Linked DNA regions of Mus musculus: region 2 is linked to region 1. The links are chromatin loops, found by intact Hi-C in ENCODE. Cell type or tissue: gastrocnemius. All regions are shown on one strand. Links, peaks and the distances in the headings refer to the core of each region. The heading gives the core; the rest is flanking DNA.

Region 1 (5,340 bases), core at 929-4,928:
AACTGCATGTGTGGGTATGCAGATGTGCTAACAGGGTGGCTAACAGGATTATCAGTTGTCATTGGACGGCTTAGTTTTAGGCAATCTCACTTTTCTCTTTGCATTTCATGTCTTTGTTTCTTCCTTATTTTATTCATCTGAGTGTGTGTGTCTGTGTGTTTGTATGTGTGTATGCGGGCATGCATGTACATACTCAAATTCATGTGGAGGCCAGAGGTTATTATTTGTTTATTCATTTGTTTGTTTTTATTTATTTTATTTATTGAGATGGGGGTGTCCCTGTGTAGCCCTGACTATGTAGATCAAGGTTGTCTCGAACTCACTGGATCTGCCTGTCTCTGCTAGGGTATGTGCCACCATCCCCAGCTCACCTTTATGTTTTGGCATAATGCTTAAGTGATAGTGGAGCTTGCTAGGCTGGCTAGCTGGTCAGTAAGACATGGGATCGTCCTGTCTCTGCCTCCTCAGTGTGAGGCTTACAGGCAAACGCCACCATACCTGGCCTTTTCTTTGGGCTCTAGGGATGGACATTGCACTTCAAGCACTTTACCAACTGAGCCCTCTTCCCAGCCCTAACCCTTGCTTTCTTGCTGAGGGGGGCAGGTCCTTATGGGTACCTACTGTGTGCCAGGCATATTAATAAAGCTGCCTAGCCCTCACGTGTGCTTTGTAGAGTGGATATATAATTGTAAGGTGGTTCTTGGAGACGGATAGCTGACAATGGATGGTGGAGCCTGCTGTCCCCTGTCCCCAAGAGTTTGGGATTAGGGAACCTGTGTGTTTTTTCAGGACCTGGCATTATCAGGGCACCAAAGAGAGTCAGCTGACTTTGGAGGTTATTTGGTGTTGCCTCGGAGGTGTTATGACTTGTCCAAGGTCTGAAGCTACCTGGAGAGAGGTGAGCAGGCCAGGTCTGTGAGTGTGGTGGTAGTGCAGCACTGAATGGCCTTGGTGTAGTCAGAAGGCTTGTAAACATCATGGCTATGCTGAGTCTCCGTATGGATTTGGAGTGTGTTGTTTCTTCCAAAGGGCCTTAGGAATGAGAGAGCTCATCCAGTGTGGTCCAGCTCTTCAGTCTGGTCCTGTGAAGTTTGTTTATCTGGCCCGGATTTTCTCCTATCCCAGGATCGTGGAGCTGCTTTTGAAGATGTACTGGTTGTGTCTGGTGTGTGACAGGAGGCACTCTCGTTTTATTCCCTGTAGATACTGGAGTGACCCAAGGGCGGCTATGTAACAATAGCACTGTGGCCACTGCTCCAGTGCTCGCTGTGGCAGGATCTCTTTCCTTTCCTGGCTGTTGATGGATTCCGCTGTCTGCTATCAATTTGCATGTGAGCTAGTGGCACTGCCTTCCGGTTTGTAGTCAGTAGGAGGGAGCCCACCACCTTGTGCTGAATGTCTTACTATTTGTGTTTCTGCACATATTCACGAGGCTGTGAAGCCCTTGCTGAAGAGGAAGCCAGGTGTGGAGCTACACCCTGTAGTCCCAATACTTTCTCTTTGGCATGCCCAGATTGTCAGTGTCACTCTTGTGCTTTGGGAACATTTGCAAGTAAGCTCACTCTGTCTCCCAGCAGAGCTGCAGTGTGACTGCCAAGTGATTCGTGGAGGGCAGCGTATACTGCCTGGATGCCGGATGCCAGAGGGATGGTTCTCATTTCTGAGTGGGACTGAGCAGTAGAGTGTGATCGTGTACTGTGCTTTCAGAATAGCACACAATTTAAATTCAATAAGTTGTTTACTTCAGGAATTTTCATGTGTTACTTTGGGACTGTTGTTTGCTGTGATAGCTAAAACTGTGAAAGCACAGTTGTAGATAGGAAGGCTAGAGGACTGGAGCGATAAGACCATGTGTTGAGCGAGCGTTTCCATACTTACTGTAGAATTGCTGCCACGGACATGAGCACGCAGAGCCCTTGAGCCTGCTTTACCTCCGTGTGTTCACATCCAGAGCAGAATTGCTGGATCATACAGTTCAGTTCTATTTAATTTTCTGAAGACATTTTGCACACTGATTTTCATTTTGCATCTCCAACAGCAGTGTGCAGTTCCTATTTCTTTGTGCTGTCACTCCCTGCCTCCCTTGCTCTCTCCCTCCCTCCCTCCCTCCCTTTTCCTTTGTAGTAGCCTATAGTGATTGTCAGCTGTTGCTTTTTACCACTGCTCTGTCTGTCAGAGCATCTGTCTCTGCTGTGCACCTGCGCTTTGGGGGTCTCTAACCCTTTGCTTCCTTGGGCTGCACTTGGAGCTTTCCTGTTTAATTTCTCTTGCTCTATGTACACTGAACTTTCAATGGAGCCCATTCTTTGGCTCTTAAGTTGGTTTGTTTATTATTTGGTTCTTTCAAAACAAAACAAAACAATATCTGGAAAAAGTCATTTTCCTTTTCCCAGGCAAATTAAGAAACTATAAAAAATTTGTCTTCACTGTGGCAGTTTCTCGGTATCCTTGGTTTTGGCCCTGACAGCGACGCACTGGGCAGGTGTTTGAGTTTCCCTCATATTTTCCTTGAGATTACTCACAGCTTGTGGGCTTTAAAGAGACTGTGACAGAGGTGAAGTGTGCATTATATTATACCAAGCTTACATCACCAGCATGACTTAGCATTGTTTAAGCTGACCTTGGTCACCTGGCTGAGGTAATAGTTTGTCAGGTTTCTGTACTGTAAAATTACCTCCCATTCCTACTGTGCTCTTTGGAAGGAAGCCAAACTAAGGAAACTTAAATCCTGTGGCTCAAAAGTAAGACCTTTGTTTGTTTTTGTTTTTTTGGTTTTTTTTTTTTTTTTTTTTTTGCTTTGTTTTAAAGAAAATGCTCATAAATAGAACTATTTTAAAAGTTGGGAGAAAAAAGGGCCCCGGGAAGTGGTACATGCCTTTAATTTTAGCAGTCGGGAGCTACAAGTTTGAGGCCAGCAGGGGCTACATGCTAAGGGCTACATAGACTCTGCGCCTCAAAAGAATTATACACTTTCAAGTATCTAATTCCTCCCAGTGCTGGCTTGGTGTTTGAATTAGTATATAGATTTACTTGTAAGCTGGATGAAAACCCAAATACGGAACCCTTTATCTGTATTACAACATTTTCCAAAGGGAGCGCTTCTTAGTGTATCACAGTCTTAGGGCAGCGGTGAGAAAGCTGGTCTCCAGTAATTACTGTCCGGCTGCCCTCTAGCATACAATAAAGGAACTGCGAGGAGGGCAACAGTACACACGCGGCTACTTTAATCTTTAAATGTTTAGGTAAGGAAGAGAGGTTTTGTGGTTTTTTCCAAAAATTGCACCAAGGTAAAGCAGAGCTCTAACCGATGCAGGTGTGTTGTCAGGCGTTAGCAGTACTGCCCTCACTACGCGTTCATTGGACAGTAGCGCAACCCCAAGAAAAGGATGGTTGCTTGCAACCACGCGCGCCCGGCAGCCAGAAAGCTCTAAGTCCGGGTTTGGTTGCGGTGACCACCGCAGGAGGCCTACCCCAACCTGCCCGGTGTACAGTATTTTCTTCGACTGCTGCTTCCCACGTCGAATACCCTTTCTGTTTTTCTGAAACTCCCAAGGGGCTTTCTGAAGCCTGCTTGTCTTTACCCAGAAGGCCGCGCGTCACAAGTCTGAAAATTTGCATACACGCCTTTCTGGGCGGGGCCGGAGGGAGGCTTAGAGTTAGCAATTTGGGGGGAGGGTGCGACCTGGTAAATTTGCATACGCAACTCAAGGAGAGGGCGGGGCCGCAGTAGGCTCCTCTAGGTCGTGCTGCTTCAGTGGAGTTCCGCTTCGGCGAGTTTTTCTTCCAAACGGTAGCGGGTTTTTCCGTGCCGAGTACCCTTTCCTGACCAGCCAGCTCAGTCTTCCCAGTCGCTGGGCGCCCGCGGGGACCAGCTATGTCAGCGCCATCCCACTGCACCGCTGACGCTGTGCTTCTTTGCGTTGCAGGTGGTTCTCTTGGGCATGGACATCCTGTCGGCACTGGTGACTAGGCTGCAGGACCGGTTCAAGGCGCAAATCGGCACAGGTGAGCCTTAGCTAGCATAGCAGGCTCTCATCCTTCCGTCCCACCCTGGACTCACCCCACATCGTGGCCTCACCGCCCCTAAACTGGTACCTTCCCCTCTAAACCCGAATTATTATAATATTGCCAATTGAGGATTTTTATGCCAGTTTAGACATCAGCTTGATGCCAGCCAGTACGCATTGTCCTCTCAACCTCCTCGGAGACTCAGTTTTCTTTGAAAAGTCCTACAAAAAAGGAGCCAGTTGGATTTTTCCACCGTTTAGATGTCTCTAAATCAGTGTGTTTCATGGTGGCGATGTAAACACTAAGCAATTCTGTTTATACAACTGTTTCAGTAGCAAATTTCTCTATTCTCTTTTCTTGATTCCCTTTTGTGTGCGCAGTGGGTGAATAGAATCTATGTCCTCTGTATGCCAGCAAGCAATAACCACTGAGCCACAGTGTCAGCTGGAATTCTCCACTAGTGTTCATTACCAGTGTCTGTCTGTCCTTTTCTTTTTCTGTAGCTTTGCAGTCAGTGCGCTCACTGAGAAGGATGGTGGGATCCTGAAACTTACTGTTAGGAATCTGATGTTTGAACCATTTTCCATTTCCCCCCTACATTAGCTCAGGACTCATGGATTCTCACCAGAGGCCTAACGGGGTTGGAATAGACATGGGTGGGCTGGCCCATGCTTCAGTGTGTGGGTGTGCTGTGTGTCTTTTGTATGCTATAAGTAAAATGTACCCAATGCCACTGAAGCATGCTGGTCTGTTGCTTAATGTTTCCATTGCATATGTCATTTCAAGCATGGCATTCCCTACAGTGTATTTCAACCACACCTCCACTCTTACAGTTGCCTCTATTTCCCTCTCACTCCTGCTTGATACCTTCTTTCTCCACTTAGCTCCTTCTACATTCCTGTCTTTCCCCTCCCATGACCTACCGAGTCTCACTAGGGTTGCATGCAGAAGCGTAGCTGAGGGATGTTTATAAGGTGAGTCCTTATGCATACCCCCTGATGAGAATGGCTCACTCTCCCAGCTGCAGGGGACTTTGGGGCTGTGGGAGCCCTCCTACCGTAAGGTCCCTCTCTCCCTCCCACACTGGGTGCCACTGGCTGGTCTTCAACATTGCCTGCAAAGGATGACCTTGAACTCCTGATTCTCCTTCCTCCACGACCCGAGTGCAGAGATTATAGACACAGTCCTCACCCATCCCTAGCTTTGGAATAGCTACCTTAGGCCAGCAAACTGCAGATGAGCGGCGGGTGACCTCAGATCTCAAGATGTATTCTCATTTACTCCATTTCCATTTTGGTTTCCAGTGTTGCCAAGTCTAATAGACAGACTGGG
Region 2 (5,340 bases), core at 547-4,546, 91 kb before region 1:
ATCTGTGAAGTAGATACATACTACATTTGTCCTGTATATGTCAGTCAAGTCTAGCCTGAACTACAGAGCAATCATGTTGCCCATCTGAGGATGAGTCAGGTAACGGGGAGGTTGGGTTTAGGGCAGATGATGGGTTATCTCTTAAGCAAGGGGGATTCAAAAATAGAGCCTGAAGGTCCACCAGACTGGCATCGGATAACCACTGGCTGGGTGGATACTTGAGGGTCCGTCAATAGAATGGGTGTGTTGATAACAAGTTCCTGCCCCATGGTTATTTTGTCAGCATCCTTTGCTAGCAGGGCAGTGGCAGCTATGATCCAGAGGCAGGGTGGCCATCCTTAGGCCACTAGGTCCAGCTTCTTAGATATGTAAGCCACAAGTTTTTTTTCACCCCATGGTCCCAAAGTTTGGGTAAGTACCCCCTTTGCTATCCCCTTTCTCTGATCCACATACAGATGGAAAGGTTTGTGAGTGTCTGGGAGGGCCAAGGCCAGAACCTCCAATAAGGCTCTTCCTAGAGTCTTAAAAGCCATGTCCTGCCGGGCGTGGTGGCGCACGCCTTTAATCCCAGCACTCGGGAGGCAGAGGCAGGCGGATTTCTGAGTTCCAGGCCAGCCTGGTCTACAAAGTGAGTTCCAGGACAGCCAGGGCTATAAAGAGAAACCCTGTCTCGAAAAACCAAAAAAAAAAAAAAAAAAAAAAGCCATGTCCTTTCTTCATGTGTGTTCCAGAAATGGAACTTAAGCCATCAGTCCTAGAGGCAAGCACATTTACTGGCTTAGCCATCTGTTTCACTGATCTCCGTGCCTTGTTGAGTTGATGTAATGCTGGGGCTGGAACCCAGATTTTTTTTTTAAGATTTATTTATTTATTATATGTAAGTACACTGTAGCTGTCTTCGGACACACCAGAAGAGGGCCATCAGATCTCATTATAGATGGTTGTGAGCCATCATGTGGTTGCTGGGATTTGAACTCACGACCTTCAGAAGAGCAGTCGGCGCTATTAACCACTGAGCCATCTCTCCAGCCCAGAACGCAGATCTTTATGAGTATGAGGCAAGTACTCTGTCAACTGAGTCACATCCCCAGCTCTCTATTGTATGTGAATGACTGTGAGCCCCTGGTTCTGGGAACCTTGGTGAACTGTTTACCCAACAACCTAGTTGGCAAACTGGTCGTGGCTAGAAGGGAGTGTGTTATATAAACAAATGGGAATGACTGGTTGTTCAGGCTCCACAGAGGTCTGTGGCTTGCTTTTCCTGTCTGCCTACCAGGATCAGCTAGACTCAAACCCTTTCTAAGACCCTGGATAAAGCAGTACAACCTCATGTACTCATTGGTGCACCCGTCCATTCCACTTGTTTTCATAGAGCACCGAATACATGCGGGTACTATTGTAGACATTTTCGTGTTAGTGACCAACACCATAGTCAAAACTCTGGCTTTGTGAGATTACATCCTATACTGGAGATAGATGCCAAACGTAAATGAGGAATTGTGTTGTGAGTTGAATAGGGCAAGGACGAATGGTGGGGAAAGCAGTATGGTTAGGCAAGGCTTTTGTGAGCTGGGCAGAGACCTATAAGAAGGGACAGGGAAGGCCTTGGTACCAGTCAATAGAAGGGCATACCAAAGCAGATACATACAGTACCAGTCAGTTTTGAATTTTAGATGTATATTAACAATTGGCAGGATTAGCCAAGTGATATAGTGCAAGCATGAGGACTTTAATCTGTTCCTCAGAACCCATTCAAGATAACTCTAGAACCCTAGCATTCATATCTTCAAAAATAATGTGGATGGGACTGGCTGGATTACTCATAGGATAAAGGTCTTTGCTGCCAAGCCTGGAGCCTGAGGAACTGAATTCCATCAGATGTGTAAGGAAAGTGCCATCTCTCACAGGTTGTCCTCTGATCCCCACTTGCACATAAATACTCCTTAGTGTATGTCTCAAATATCACCTAAGATGCTGTGATGGCTATTCCTGGTTGTCAAGTTGACTACATCTGGAATGACTACAATCCAGAAAGGGAGGGCACACCTGTGATCCAGATCTTGAGGCTAGAAGACACAGGGTTTTGATTTGGATCTTGAGGAATAGTGGCCATGAAAAGGTTAGGTCCAGGCAAGGTAGTACATGGCTTTAATCCCAGGAGACAGAGGCAAGCAGATCTCTGACTTCAAGGCCAGCCTGGGACAGATTAAGTTCCAAGTCCAGGCATAGTAGTATGCATCTTTAATCTGGGCCATACCTTCTGCTGGAGCCCTACATAAGGATGATGAAAGAAGGAAGGTTCACTCTTCTTTGCCTGCTTGCACTTACTTGCCAGCACATCTGTTGGAACCTACCTCTTCAGGATTCTAGATTATACAGAATACCAGATGAAACACCTAGCCTCGTGGGACTGAGCAACTACTAGACTCTTGGACTTTCCATTCACAGCTACCCGTTATTGGGTTAGATAGATTGCAGACTGTAAGTCATTTCAATAAAGTGTTTAATATAGAGAGACATTCCATAAATTACGTTAATCTAGAGAACCCTGACTAATAGAGGTGCTTATGCTAAAAGTTCTCCAAAATTCAAATTTTATATTGAATATTTTCTTTTTTTAGGTTTTTAAATTATTTATTTATTTATTTATTGTATGAGTGCTCTGTCTGCATGTACAACTAGAGACCAGAAGAGGGCATGAGATCCCACCATGTGGTTGCTGGGAATTGAACTCAGGACCTCTGAAAGAGCAGGCAGTGCTCTTAACTGCTGAGTCATCTCTCCAGCCCACTATTGAATGAGAATATCTGACTCCTGTAATTTGAGAAGCATCAAACACAAATTTAAGGTAACTAATAAGGAAGCTGAATATGGTGGTCCCTGCCTGTGACTCCAGTACTTGGGATGACAAAGAAGGCAGGTCGCACAGGTTCTGAGTCTAGCTTGGGTTATACAGTGAGTTCTCTGAGATACTGTCTCAAAAATTAAACAACAAGAAGGGCTAGAGATGAACCTCAGTGCTCGCCTAGCATGCATGGAGTTCTGAGACCCATCCCTAACACTGTGAGAAAGTCCAGCTGCTGGGGTAGAGCTGGAATCCCAGCACTCAAGAGATAGAGGCAGGAGATCAAAAGCTCAACATCCTCCACTATATAGCAAGTTGAGGACAGCATGGGCTATGGACCCTGTCAGGGGCAGGAGGGAGGGAAGAGACAGACAGACAGACAGACAGACAGACGGAGAGAGACAGACAGACAGACAGAGACAGACAGACAGACAGACAGAGAGAGAGAGACATGGGAGTAGCTTTTGTTGTTTTATTATTTATTTACTTGAGAGTGTATCTCATATACCCCAGGCCTCCAGCTCACTAGCTAGCTGAGGCTGATCTTGACCTCCTGATTCTCCTGGGACTACCTCACTGTGCAGTGAACTGCAGGCGTAGGCTACAGCACTGACTTTAAGATGCATTCTTTCAGGAAATAATCCACATACAAAAGCCAACCCAAAACAACAACCACAAGCCTACACCCTCTGAGGTAATCATGACTAAACCTGACTTGCCCCTCCTCTTTTGCAAGCAGGCACCTCTGTGCTGCTTTCCCAGGACAGTCCCAACAGTGACAAATTGGGTGTCTTAAATCCACAGGCCCCTGTTCTCTCACAGTGCTAGATACAGGATGGAGATGAAGGTGTCACCAGGGCCCCACCCTCGCTGAAGATTTTAGGGCAAGAACTTCAGTGTTTCCTCCTGGCTTCTGTCAGCATAATGCCAGTCTGAGACTGGACTGCTGCATCATGTTGTCTGGGTCCAAATCAAACTATGTGAGTCATTGGATGACAGCATGCAGGAGTCCAGGATGACTTCAGTTCAACTGATACAAAGTCCCATTCCTAAATAAGGTCACATCCCCAGATCCTGGGCGTTAGGACTTTGATGTGTTTTTCTTGGGAACACAAATCTATCTGCCTGCCTCACTCAGTGCCAAACCATCTTTGTTTTGGGAACTTAATGATTTCTTTGTCTGGTGGGGGAAGGTTTGGGGAGGTGCTTCAGTGGGGGAAGGGCATGTGCTGTGCAAGCAGAAGGACCTAAGTTTGAATCCCCAGCACTCAAGTACCAGATGTGGCCATTCCAGCCTGTGACATCAGCATGGGGAGCAGGGGAGGTATATGGCTGGGGCTTGTTGGCCAGCTAGTATAGGCGGAAGAAAATGGAGCTCCATGTTTAGTGAGCAAGCCCTTTTCAAGAAATAAGTGGATTTAGGTGTGGTGGTACACACTGTTAATCTCTCCACTGGGGTGTTGGGATGGGGGCAAGGCAAGTGGATTTCTATAATTCAAGACAGGGGCTTGGTCTATGTAGAGAGCTCCAGGACAGCCACCAGGCTATGTAGTAAGACTGTCTCAAACCTCCTTGTGAAAAGAGAGAGAGAGAGAGAATATAAGTGGAAAATGATAGATGATACTTGATGTCCTATTCTTGCCTCCAAGTGTACACACACACACACACACACACACACTATAAAAAGTGTCCCCCCAGATAAAAACACAAGATACTTCCAGCACTTCAGAAATCTACATCATACCCCCTCCCAGTCATTACTGTAGTGTTTGAGAGTCCCCCACTGGCACCTTGACTTCTGTCATCAATTCTAATTCATGGGTTCCCATCTCCCAGCTACAGAAACTAGACAGAACTCACAGAGCAGCTACTAGCTGCTGTCCTCAAGACTGTGTGTGTCTTCTCACTGAGGAGATGCGGATCCAGATAGACATTGGAAGAAGAATGTGGGGCTCAGTCCAGGAGGCTTCAGGCCAACTTCTATGACTTCCCCTTGTCCTCACTCCAACTTTTCCAAGCGACAAAATATGATGCCATACACCAATACTTGCTAACTAGGACAACGTACCTGAACCTTATCCAGGACTTCTGTAGGCCTTGGCCATGCAGAAATTGTTGTTTTAAAAAACAAAAATCCCAGCTGTTTGATTTCACCAATGAAGACTCAGGAGCCAGAGGATGTGATGAAAGCCTGATACCTCAGAGGGGCAGAGAAAGCACCCAGCTGACCTTCCTACTCCACTGATGTCCCAGAAGGAAAAAGCTCTTTCTCCTCCACGTTGTCTTAATCACCATCTAACTCAATGTCCCTCCTTTCCATTTAGTTATGTTCACTCCCTGTCAGCTGGTCGCTTGCTCTGCCTTTTGACCTAGTTTGGCTTTATTTGGCTGTTAGGTTCAAAGTGAGTGTTAGAGCTGAGCCACACCACCAGCCAGTCCACAATCTTGAGGTTCACAATGTGGTCAAATATCCTACAATAAGACATGGCTGGGGC

What was found. Peaks named below come from ENCODE experiments on the same cell type or tissue, not always from the same donor. Only the 100,000 strongest peaks of a DNase experiment are listed, where the experiment ranks them.
Region 2: it touches region 1 in a loop (2.6-fold over the local background); 18 of 42 quality-filtered maps call a loop at or near these places.

The regions. Positions count from the first base shown.
Region 1 is chr1:118,455,875-118,461,214 of GRCm38, forward strand. It overlaps Clasp1 (CLIP associating protein 1), which reads left to right. Exons shown (of 43, transcript NM_001359328.1): 3 at 3,927-4,005; 4 at 5,313-5,340. 2900060B14Rik (RIKEN cDNA 2900060B14 gene) reads right to left here and starts at 3,391. Exons shown (of 1, transcript NR_027901.1): 1 at 2,795-3,391. In gastrocnemius, for the core only: a CTCF peak has its summit at 3,176; DNase peaks (open chromatin) are centred at 1,569, 3,401 and 3,636; H3K4me3 peaks cover 3,151 bases; H3K27ac peaks cover 3,412 bases.
Region 2 is chr1:118,365,432-118,370,771 of GRCm38, forward strand. No RefSeq gene overlaps it. Among named protein-coding and RNA genes, the nearest start is that of Gm28867, 8.8 kb to the left of the region's middle. In gastrocnemius, for the core only: a CTCF peak has its summit at 2,684 (motif pointing right); a DNase peak (open chromatin) is centred at 2,715; H3K27ac peaks cover 274 bases.